2 separate regions of the Homo sapiens genome follow, and region 1 is linked to region 2. The links are chromatin contacts, found by Hi-C or POLR2A ChIA-PET in ENCODE. All regions are on one chromosome and are shown on one strand. The core of a region is the stretch at or near the end of the contact, and the rest is flanking DNA. Distances in the headings are between cores, read along the strand shown.

Region 1 (4,725 bases), core at 1,815-4,314, 63 kb before region 2:
AGACCCCTCCTGGTATTGTATGAGAGGGAAACAGGACATATTTTGGTCAAAGAGAGGGGAATATCGGCCAACTTCAGATCCTTGGGACAATGTCTAGCAGAAGGGAATATTTCTCTAATTAGCACAAATTTGCCGTACAGGCTGATAGTGGCCCTGTCTTCAGGGCCTCAAATTTACCTTGATTCGTTTAGACTAATCACCTTGTCTAATGACAAGACATCTTCAACAACATCCCAACATCTCTCATTGTTCCTCAAGTTCTGAGTTTCTCTTCTGTAAAACTCCAAACTACTGGATGTTTGAAGCAGGAAGGGAGAGTATAGATGAACGGAAATTTGCACGTAGTAAATGTGCAGAGGGATGTTGCGGTTATTATTGGTCAAATATCAGCATCAGGACACAGAAGAGGCTCATGCTGTGACCAGTCACGGTCCCCAGGGGGCCTGGTCCAGTCTTAAATGCCTTTTCTGATTTTCCCACAGCAGATGCCAGAGTCTGCTGGGATGAGGTCGCAGATGGGATGGAAAAGTTTAGGACAGAACAAAAATGAGTCAGAGAAAGAACAGCAGGAGGGCTGATCTGACAAGGAATGGAGAACATAAGTAAACATCTGAGACAGAAGGCAAAACACAGGACTCCATGAGCAGATGATCTCCCTGCATCTCTCTTCCTCCTTTAATATATATTTGTGTCAAAAGATCTACCAAGTTGTGCATCAAAATCTTAGTAATGGTGACTCTTGGAGTGTGGGATTTGGGGTAGACAGCTGACTTTAAAAATCTACTCTATGTTTATAGATTTCTAGGTTATTTTATAACAAGCATGACTATTACTATTAACATTAAGGAAAGAGACAAAATTTTAAAATCGGGAGTAACCTCACCAAGGGTGGCCTCTGAGCTCTGCTCCTGGTGGGCTGAGACCTCTAGGGCAAGGCTTTTGCTGACCACCAGCTGCCCATCATGCGCCATCTGGTAGGTGAGCACATCATCCCTGTGGGCAGATATGTTCACCAGGAGCCAGCTTGTCCAGTCGTAGGTGCCTTCCATGTTCTCAATGAGGATGGAGGCTGTTTCTATCTGGGACACATTTCTGTTCTCCAACCAGGTCAGCTGTAGGTTCTAGGGGTAGAAATTCTTCACCTGGCAGGTGACGTTCACCTGGTTCCCTGCCTTTATGGGCTGTTGAGTAACCTCCAAGAAGGGTGGAACTGAAACAGCACAGGGCAGAAGCTCTGACCTTGTGGCACAGACAGATCACAGGGAGGGCTCCATAAAGTAGCTCCCACCACCACGGTGAGGGCATCACCAGGACAGAGCTAGGCATGCATCAGGTGCTCAGACATTGAGGGTGCTCTTTGCATATGAATGAAATTACTAAGCACAACGCCCAGCACACAGTAGGTGCTCAAGGACTGGTAGCTCCTACTAGGCTAAGAATGAGTGAAATCTGCAAGCACAACCCCTGGCATGCAGTTGAAATGTCATAACTGCAGCAAAATCAATGAAATCACCAGGCACACAGGGCCTTGGCTCATAGTAGGTGCTCATTAATCGTAGTTGCTCTTGGTGAAATAAATGAAACTATCTAGCATAGAGCTTGCTAGCTATCTAGCAAGCTAGCAAGCTATCTATCTATCTAGCACAGATGTCTACCACCTGGTGGGTGGACATCTAGCTGCTACCATGGAAATGATAGTAAGTGACCAGTACATCTAGGTGCATGGAAGGTGGGCAGCACAGTTAGGAATTAGATTCCAGGAAATCCAAGCCCTGGAGTAAAAGCCAGAGAGGAGGAGCAGGCTTGGCAACCAGATATGGGATTGGGCTAGGAGTGAGGATTCTCTACCTTGAATGGTTTCAGACAAGTTTTCAGTCCCACAAAGAGGGTCCCCCTGTAAAGTGATGTGGGCCACCTCGCAGATGACCTGAAGGCAAAGGTCTCCAGAGGCCAGCACCATCCTGGCTGTGCTGCAGGTGCTATAGGGCATACTTTCTCCTGCAGGGTCCACGTTGATCTGGAAGCCTGAGAGCTCATTCCTATTTTTGGACCATTTCAGGGTGGTGTTTCAGGGGGAGAAGCCGTGGGACTCACAGGTGAAGCTCACTGTATGCTCAGCTGTGGTCCTCACTGCAGTGCATGATACCACAGGGGCAGAGGATTTGGCTACAAAAGGAGCATCGATAAACAGGAGACATGACTGAGATGACCATCACTAATGATGAGTGTGTGACATGTTAAGAACCTTCATGGACATTAGTTTTTAATCCTTCTAATAATGTGGAGAGGGTGGTGTCCTCATTTTACCGACCAGGCTGGAAAGGCTCTGAGAGGTGAGGAAGTCCAGACCTGAGTTCAAAGTTCTCCTCTCTAAACAGGGTGACTTCCACCAATCTGGGCACAGGAACAAAGTTACTGATTGGTCTCCCTCTGTGTATGGACTGGTCCTAGCCTGCCTCCCCTGGAGAGTTCACCAATCTCAGAGAGTGCCGAGACCAGCTCGGTCAGGGAGACCCTAACCCAGCGGCGCTAGAGGAATTAAAGATACATAGAAAGTATAGAGGTGTGGAGTGGGAAATCAGGGGTCTCACAGCCTTCAGAGCTGAGAGCCTTGAACAGAGATTTACCCACATATGTATTGACAGCAAGCCAGTGATAAGCATTTTTTCTATAGATTATAGATTAACTAAAAGTATTCCTTATGGGAAATAAAGGGATGGGCCGAAGTAAAGGGATGGGTCTGGCTAGTTATCTGCAGCAGGAGCATGTCCTTAAGGCACAGATCGCTCATGTTGTTGTTTGTGGTTTAAGAACGCCTTTAAGTGGTTTTCCACCCTGGGTGGGCCAGGTGTTCCTTGCCCTCATTCCAGTAAACCCACAACCGTCTGGAGTGGGCATCATGGCCATCACGAACATGTAACAGTCTGCAGAGATTTTGTTTATGGCCAGTTTTGGGGCCAGTTTATGGCCAGATTTTAGGGGGCCTATTCCCAACAAGAGAGGGCATTTACAGAAGCCAATACAGGGAACAATGGTGAAGTGGTGCCATTGTGAGAGCTGGAACCAGGCCGCTCAGCCCAGGAGACGGGTGGCCTGACACATCCAGCTCCTCTTCTGTAAAATAGGACAGCATTTCTGCTTCCCGGGATGCAGTGAGGATTAAATGGGGCCCTGTTTGCTTTGGATCAAACACAGAGGATGCTTCATATAAGTGAACACAGTTCTATCTTTAACCCAAATTTCGTGAATACACCGAGATCTCTCTGAGGTATTTATGAATTTGTTCCATATAGTTCATTCTTTTCACAAATATTCCAGCAGGATCTGTGAAAGAAAATGAAGTAATTAAGGCTAAAGCTTTAACGAAGAGCCGAGAGTTTGTAAGAACATTGCACCCACACCTGCTAAAGGTCAAGCCACAGGATGTTGCTGTAGATCTGAGTAACAACTGAAGTCAAGGTACGTGGGATTTTGATCTCTCTCATCCTGGAGTACTTTAAGTAACCAATGAAAACAGGTTTGCAGTTTAGAATTTTTGCCCAGCCATTGAATTGTCTCCAAAACCAACTTTTTTGAAAATCCCCTATACAAAACCTTTCCCGCACTGCTGTATGAGACTCTATTCAGCACTTCTCTGACTCTGTATACCCAAAGTACAATTCTTTATTTCCCAAATAAATGCTATTTCTTTTGGCTTTTCGGCCAATCATTTGTTGTTGTTGTTGTTGTTGTTAGCAGGCCTAATTTGTGCCAAGTGCTGCCTTTCCAAAGAGGGAACGTTTTTGGAATCTGGGTCTTCAGTTGGGTCAGGTTTGGGTTGACAAACAAGATCACTGAGTACTGAGAAAGCCAAAGGTGGTTAATGTTTTCATCATTAGTTAACTACAAGAAACACAGACCCAGGCCATCTAAGCAGGCAGGCACTCATCCTGCGTCCTGAAAGCACACAGATTAGAGAATCAGAAAAATGAAGGCAGTTTCTTTCCATAGAGAGGTCCTAAAGGGCACCTCCAAATTGTGAATTACTACCCTACATCTTCTACAACAATCACCAGGAAGCATATATCACACATATTTGCCTTTGTACATATTAACCTGCTCCCTAACATGTGTCAGACATTTTGAGGGCACAGTAAAGAGGGTGTCACTTGAAGAAGAGAAGTTATCAAGATACCACCAGCATGGCGACCCTAACGGGATGAGAGGATGTAATCAATTTCCATTTATGGGAGCCTGATGCTGCCTGCTCCCTCTATACCTCTCTTTAATCTTTTTAACCCCCCTCCATCCCTGTGAGGGGGTCCTAATGTGAGCCCCTTTATAGGATGAGGCTCAGAGAGGAGGCCCGGCTGGCCAAGGACCAAAAGTGGACACAAACCCCACCCTGGTAAGATAAGAGAAGACAAGTGAAAAGCACAGAGCCTGGCATGTCGTAGGTGCTTAACAAATGACCCCTGTGACTGTTTTCAGGAGGTTTGGTCATTACTGCTTCTAAATCTACACATTTATCCTTTAGGCAGCAGAACAAAGAGGAGCAGAAACACCGAGAAAAGGCTCAAACCCTGCTCCCTGCGGCTCATGACAAACCCAAATGACAAAAGGAGCAGAAACCACCAAGTGAGGATTCTCTCCCCTTTTCTGAACAATCCCCTCAGGAAACAAGTTTGGCAAATTGGCTTTCAAAACACAAACAAGATCACAGATGCTTCCCTCCAGAGGAGCTAT
Region 2 (5,177 bases), core at 1,301-3,800:
GCAGTCTGGGGAGGAGGGGAGAGGTCACATGGGTCAGTAGGAAAGGAAGATTGAAAAGACTCAGCGATGCTTGGGGTTGGGACTGAGGGAACAGGTGGGGGGGAAAGAAGGAGGATTTGGGGTGAGTCACATTGGGAACAGAGACTAGGGAGGGACCGATGTGTAAAAGAATGCCTGGATGTCAGGCACCTCAGACCATTTGCCCATTTTATGACAAGAATTATCTAGATCTTGTAGGATGGAGAAATTGAAAGTGCCGTTTTCTGGCTATTTGGAACCATCGTCGAGTTTGTTTTGGAGTCAAACAGCATTGCAGAAGAAAATAAGGTGTTTAGGTTTTAGGTCAGGTGTGAGCTGAAGAGGTTTTAAGTCTTTGAGAACACAGGCTAAGGGAGAAGAGGGAGGAATGGAGGGTGGATGGTTGCCCATAGTGAAGGAGGCAAGCCCAGAGAAAAGAGAGGGTAGAGACATGGAGAGAAGGGGTGGGGGGTATTTGTGCCCCAGCAAAGTGGTACTTGCCACTAAGGTGAAGGATCAAGGCAGGCGTCCCTGCGGTGATCAGACACCTCTGAAACGTGGGTGAATAATCAGGCAGGCATCCCGCAGTGATTAAACACCAAGGGAAGACTGTCTTCCCGAGCCTGTGACTGGTGCCGGAGTTTTGGGTTCATGGATAAAACGCATCTCCTCTGTCTCTACCAGAAAAGGAAAGGAACTGAAATTAAGGGAAGAGAGAGATTGAAGGGTGGCGCCAAGATTGAAAGGAGAAAGAGGTTAAGGGATAGTGAGAGAGGTTGGAGAAGAGAGTAAAAAGAGGCCACTCACCCGATTTAAAATTGGTGAGATGTTCCTTGGGCTGCTTGGTCTGAGGACCCGAGGTCATAGGTGGATCTTTCTCACAGAGCAAAGAGCAGGAGGACAGGGGATTGATCTCCCAAGGGAGGTCCCCCGATCAGAGTCATGGCACCAAATGTCACGTGCATCCATGTGAAGAGACCACTAAACAGTCTTTGTGTGAGCAATAAAGCTTTTTAATCACCTGGGTGCAGGCAGGCTGAGTCTGAAAAGAGAGTCAGCAAAGGGAGATAGGGGTGAGGCCATTTCATAGGATTTGGGTGGGTAGTGGAAAATTACAGTCAAAGGGTGTTTTTCTCTTGTGGGCAGGGGTGGGGGTCACAAGGTGCTCAGTGCGGGAGCTTCTGAGGCAGGAGAAGGAATTTCACAAGGTTAATCACCCAGTTAAGGTGGGGCAGGAATAAATCACAATGGTGGAGTGTCATCAATTAAGGCAGGCACCGGCCATTTTCACTTCTTTTGTGATTCTTCACTTGCTTCAGGCCATCTGGATGTATTCATGCAGGTCACAGGGGATATGATGGCTGAGCTTGGGCTGGAGGCCTGACAGAAAGCATAATGCTACCCTTAGATTACATAATGATTTAAAAACAATACACAGCAGGAAAAAGTAAAGGGTAATTAAATAAATTCTGGGTACATCCGTATTTTAATATAAATTGCACAAAAACCTTTTAATCTGAGGAATGCAATGCCCCTTTCAATTATCAGGCCCAGAGAGGCACTGGAATGAGAAAGCAGTCATGTCCCACTTCCCTCCTTCAGCTAAGTAACCATCTCTTGAGGCTGCTTGCCATGTGGACTCTAGACTGACTGATGCCCCAGGTAGATACAATTTAATGTAACAATGCCATATGTGGACACTATAAGTCATATTCTATAGTTAAATAACGTATAAAGGTTACTAATCAATGTTATTTTTGTAAAGCAATGAGAATTCCTGACAAAAACTTTTGTAATCATCCCCTCCCCTGGTTTGTCCTTTTTCCTTAAAAGCTCGAGTCTGTTCTTTATTCTCCAAAGTGACTTGGAGGTGTTTCCTGGGTTACAGTCTTCAAATTTGGCCCAAATAGACCTTCTACTTATATTAATTTTATCTAAGCTTCTTCTCTTAGGTAGACATGTCCGCTGTAGTCAGCAGGATTCAGAGGGACCTCCCAACACTGAACATGCTGCCTTCCCTCTTGGGCTCAGTGCTTGGTACCAGCATTAATGCACTATGTTCCTCAGACTCCAGAGGTTTCACAGGGTGTAAAAGGGTGAGTCCTCCTGAATTCAGATCTCCCTTTCTTTTTTGGTGAGGTTTTGCCTTTATTTGGGCTGTTCTCTCCAACTGCCTCTCTTTAGAATGGAGGTTTTGATCTCTGTCTATGGGCAGGAGATTCTGGTTTCAGGAATAAAACAAAAGATAACTGTCTCCTCTGCTGCTATTTCACAGCAGGTGTTCCAGGTCGTAGCATTGGCAGTCTACCATAAGTAGTTTCATTTCTTTTGGCCTAAAATTACATAGCATGCTGTTAAAATTGTAGCTGTTCCCTATTGCATGAAATTCAGACTTGTATTTTCATTTGTGACCAATTCCTGTTTGTTCAAAACCAAAGGAAACATGAGGATGAGTTCAATTCTCTCGAAGAGAATTGCATGAACAGCTGTTACATGCAGGAGAGGGACTCATGACTCACTGGTGACACTTTGTGGAGTGATGCTCACAAAGCAACACACTTTGACCTGATACACTGTCCTAGCCTTGGACACTTTTGAAAAGGAAATTCTAAAATTACGGGAAACTGCTGGACGAAACTGAGCTTTCCTTTAAGGGGCAACCATCCTTAGGAAGACCAGCTGCATTTATGTATAATACTTACTGTATTAGTCTGTTCTCACACTGCTATAAAGAAATACCTGACACTGGGTAATTTATAAAGAAAAGAGGTTTAGTCAGCTAGGTGCAGTGGCTCATGTCTGTAATCCCAGCACTTTGGGAGGCAGAGGCAGGGGGATCACCTGATATCAGGAGTTCAAGACCAGCCTGACCAACACGGTGAAATCCCGTCTCTACTAAAAATATAAAAATTAGCAAAGCATGGTGACACGTGCCAGTAATCCCAGCTACTCAGGAGGCCAAGGCAGGAGAAATGCTTACACCCGGGAGGGAGAGGTTACAGGGAGCTGAGATCGCGCCACTGCATTCCAGCCTGGGTGACAGAGCAAGACTCCATCTCAAAAAAAAAAAAGAAAAAAAAAAGAAAAGAAAAGAAAAAGAAAAAGAAAAAAAAAGAGAGGCTGGATAGGTGGAGCACAGGGATTTTTAGGACAGTGAAACTATTCTGTACAATACATCAATGGTGGATGCATGTCATTATACATCCATAGAGTGTACAACACCAAGTGGGTATATGGGAACTCCCTGTACTTTCTGTTCAATTTTTCTGTGAACCTAAAACTTCTCTAAAAAGTAGTTTAGTAGGTTTTTTTTAGTGTGTGTGTGTGTGTGTGTGTGTAAGTCCCTCTAGTAACCAGGCATGACGGCATCCACCTGTAGTCCCAGCTACCAGGGAGGCTGAGGTGGGAGGATCACTTGAGCTCAGAAGTTCAAGGACAGCGTGGACAATACAGCCAGACCCTGTCTCTTGAAAAAACAAAGTCTTGGCACTTCCAGAGCCCGGTGCTGCCGGCCGCGGGAGATGAGTGCCCAGTAGGGAGACTTCTGTGAAGCGTCCCGGTCCTGCGACGTCGCCCACCCGGGAGGAGGCGGCTTCTCGGTTCCTCAAGGCCCCCGGGAGTCCGAACCTCGGCAGGAGGCTGGCAGCGGCGTGGGGACCCAGAGGGCAGGGGCGGTCTGCGGGGCGGCCCTGGGACTCCCTCCCTCCCTCTCCTGCTGCGGCCGCCCTGGGATATGGGGGCCGTGGATGTGGGTCGCCGCTGGAGGTGTGGCCCTGGGTGGTCCATCCGGCCGCAGAGGCCCGTCCCCCGTTCACCCAGGCCGGTACCCTATGGAGCACCTATTACGTGCAGTGCTATTCTGGGTTCCTGGGATGCCACCGAGTGAGACGGACACACAGACTCTCAGCCCAGAGGGGAACCGTCCCTATTAATCAGGTATGATCCTCCCTCTGCCCGTCGCCTAATAACCCCATTGTTTCCAGACAACAGATCAACAAGTGCTTCACGTGCAGGCGGCCTGGCATGCCTGGCATCTTCCAGCACACTCCCCTTGGCTCTGCTACAGCCTTTTTGGCCTTTTACTTCTTGAACGTGTGGTTCCTTGGGTAACGATGCCCTCTTTGGTCTGGTTAATTCCCCTCCTTAGGATTTCTTGTATTAGGGCAATCCTTGCTAGTTTCTGTGTACAATTTGCCTTTTCATGGGTTTTTCGGACTACCACATACTCGTTCCTAGCACTTAGCACAGGCGTAACCTTACAGTTATTTGAGTGCAAGTTACACAAGAACAAGAATTTTTCCGCCTAATTTCTAGTACCAACCACATTGCTTGGCACAGAGTATGGTTCAATAAATATTTGTTGGCTGAGAGGCAAATGTATTTGTAATTATCATGTGAGATACCTGCTGTAAAAAAAAGGGAATACCTGCCTGGCAGATGTGACTTAATTTGCATCCTCCAGGATATGGTTTTTTGTTTTTTTTTTTTTTGTTTTTTTTTTACAGAGTCTTGCTCTGTTGTCCAGGCTGGAGTGCAGTGGCGCGATCTCCCATCTGCACTTACTGCAATGTCTGCCTTCCAGGTTCAAGCGATTCTCCTGCCTCGACCTCCCAAGTAGCTGGGACTACAGGCGCATGCCACCATGCCCAGCTAATTTTTTGTATTTTTAGTAGAGACGGGGTTTCACCGTGTTAGCCAGGATGCTCTCAATCTCCTGACCTCATGATCTGCCTGCCTCAACCTCCCTAAGCGCTGGGATTACAGGCGTGAGCCACCGCACCCGGCCAGGATATGGCTTTTAAGTTGAGATCTTCAGGGTGAGCAGAGCAGAAGTCTCCCTTGAAGCCAGGAGCTCAAGCATAGCCTGGGCAAAATAGTGAGACTCTGTTTCTCCAAAAACATATGAAGTTTAGCAGGGCATACTGGCATGCACCTGTAGTCCCAGCTACTTGGGAGGCTGAGGTGGGAGGATCCTTGAGCCTAGGAGTTTGAGGCTGTAGTGAGCAATGATTATGCCACTGCATTCCAGCCTGGAAGACAGAGTGAGACCTGACCATATACGTGTACATATATGATTATTACACAATTGGAGATTGAAATATAATCTATAATCAGTTTTTCATTTACTGTATTTGAATATTTGCCTATGTTGCAAAATA

Evidence for each region. A loop is a pair of places that touch in the nucleus more often than their neighbours do. ChIA-PET counts read pairs that join two places held with the same protein, here RNA polymerase II (POLR2A). Pooled maps may share reads with other maps.
Region 1: a map of chondrocyte shows a loop between it and region 2 (2.1-fold over the local background). The contact joins two enhancer-like sites. A Hi-C loop is called at or near these places in 11 of 168 maps with a recorded cell type or tissue (CD4-positive, alpha-beta T cell, CD4-positive, alpha-beta memory T cell, CD8-positive, alpha-beta T cell and 6 more), 5 of 37 single-sample maps with no recorded cell type and 15 of 50 pooled maps. POLR2A ChIA-PET finds 5 or more read pairs at or near these places in 10 of 52 experiments (CD4-positive, alpha-beta T cell, CD4-positive, alpha-beta memory T cell, PC-9 and 6 more).

The regions. Positions count from the first base shown.
Region 1 is chr20:1,669,032-1,673,756 of GRCh38, forward strand. It overlaps a transcript of SIRPG not described here. Among named protein-coding and RNA genes, the nearest start is that of SIRPG, 14 kb to the left of the region's middle. RefSeq lists an enhancer at 4,304-4,725. Within about 2 kb of position 3,065, at least 2 of the 41 ENCODE cell types and tissues checked have a DNase peak (open chromatin) inside an H3K27ac peak, as active enhancers do.
Region 2 is chr20:1,732,167-1,737,343 of GRCh38, forward strand. LOC124904858 (a long non-coding RNA gene) reads right to left here. Exons shown (of 3, transcript XR_007067498.1): 3 at 1,010-1,060. Among named protein-coding and RNA genes, the nearest start is that of SIRPG, 77 kb to the left of the region's middle. Within about 2 kb of position 2,551, at least 2 of the 41 ENCODE cell types and tissues checked have a DNase peak (open chromatin) inside an H3K27ac peak, as active enhancers do.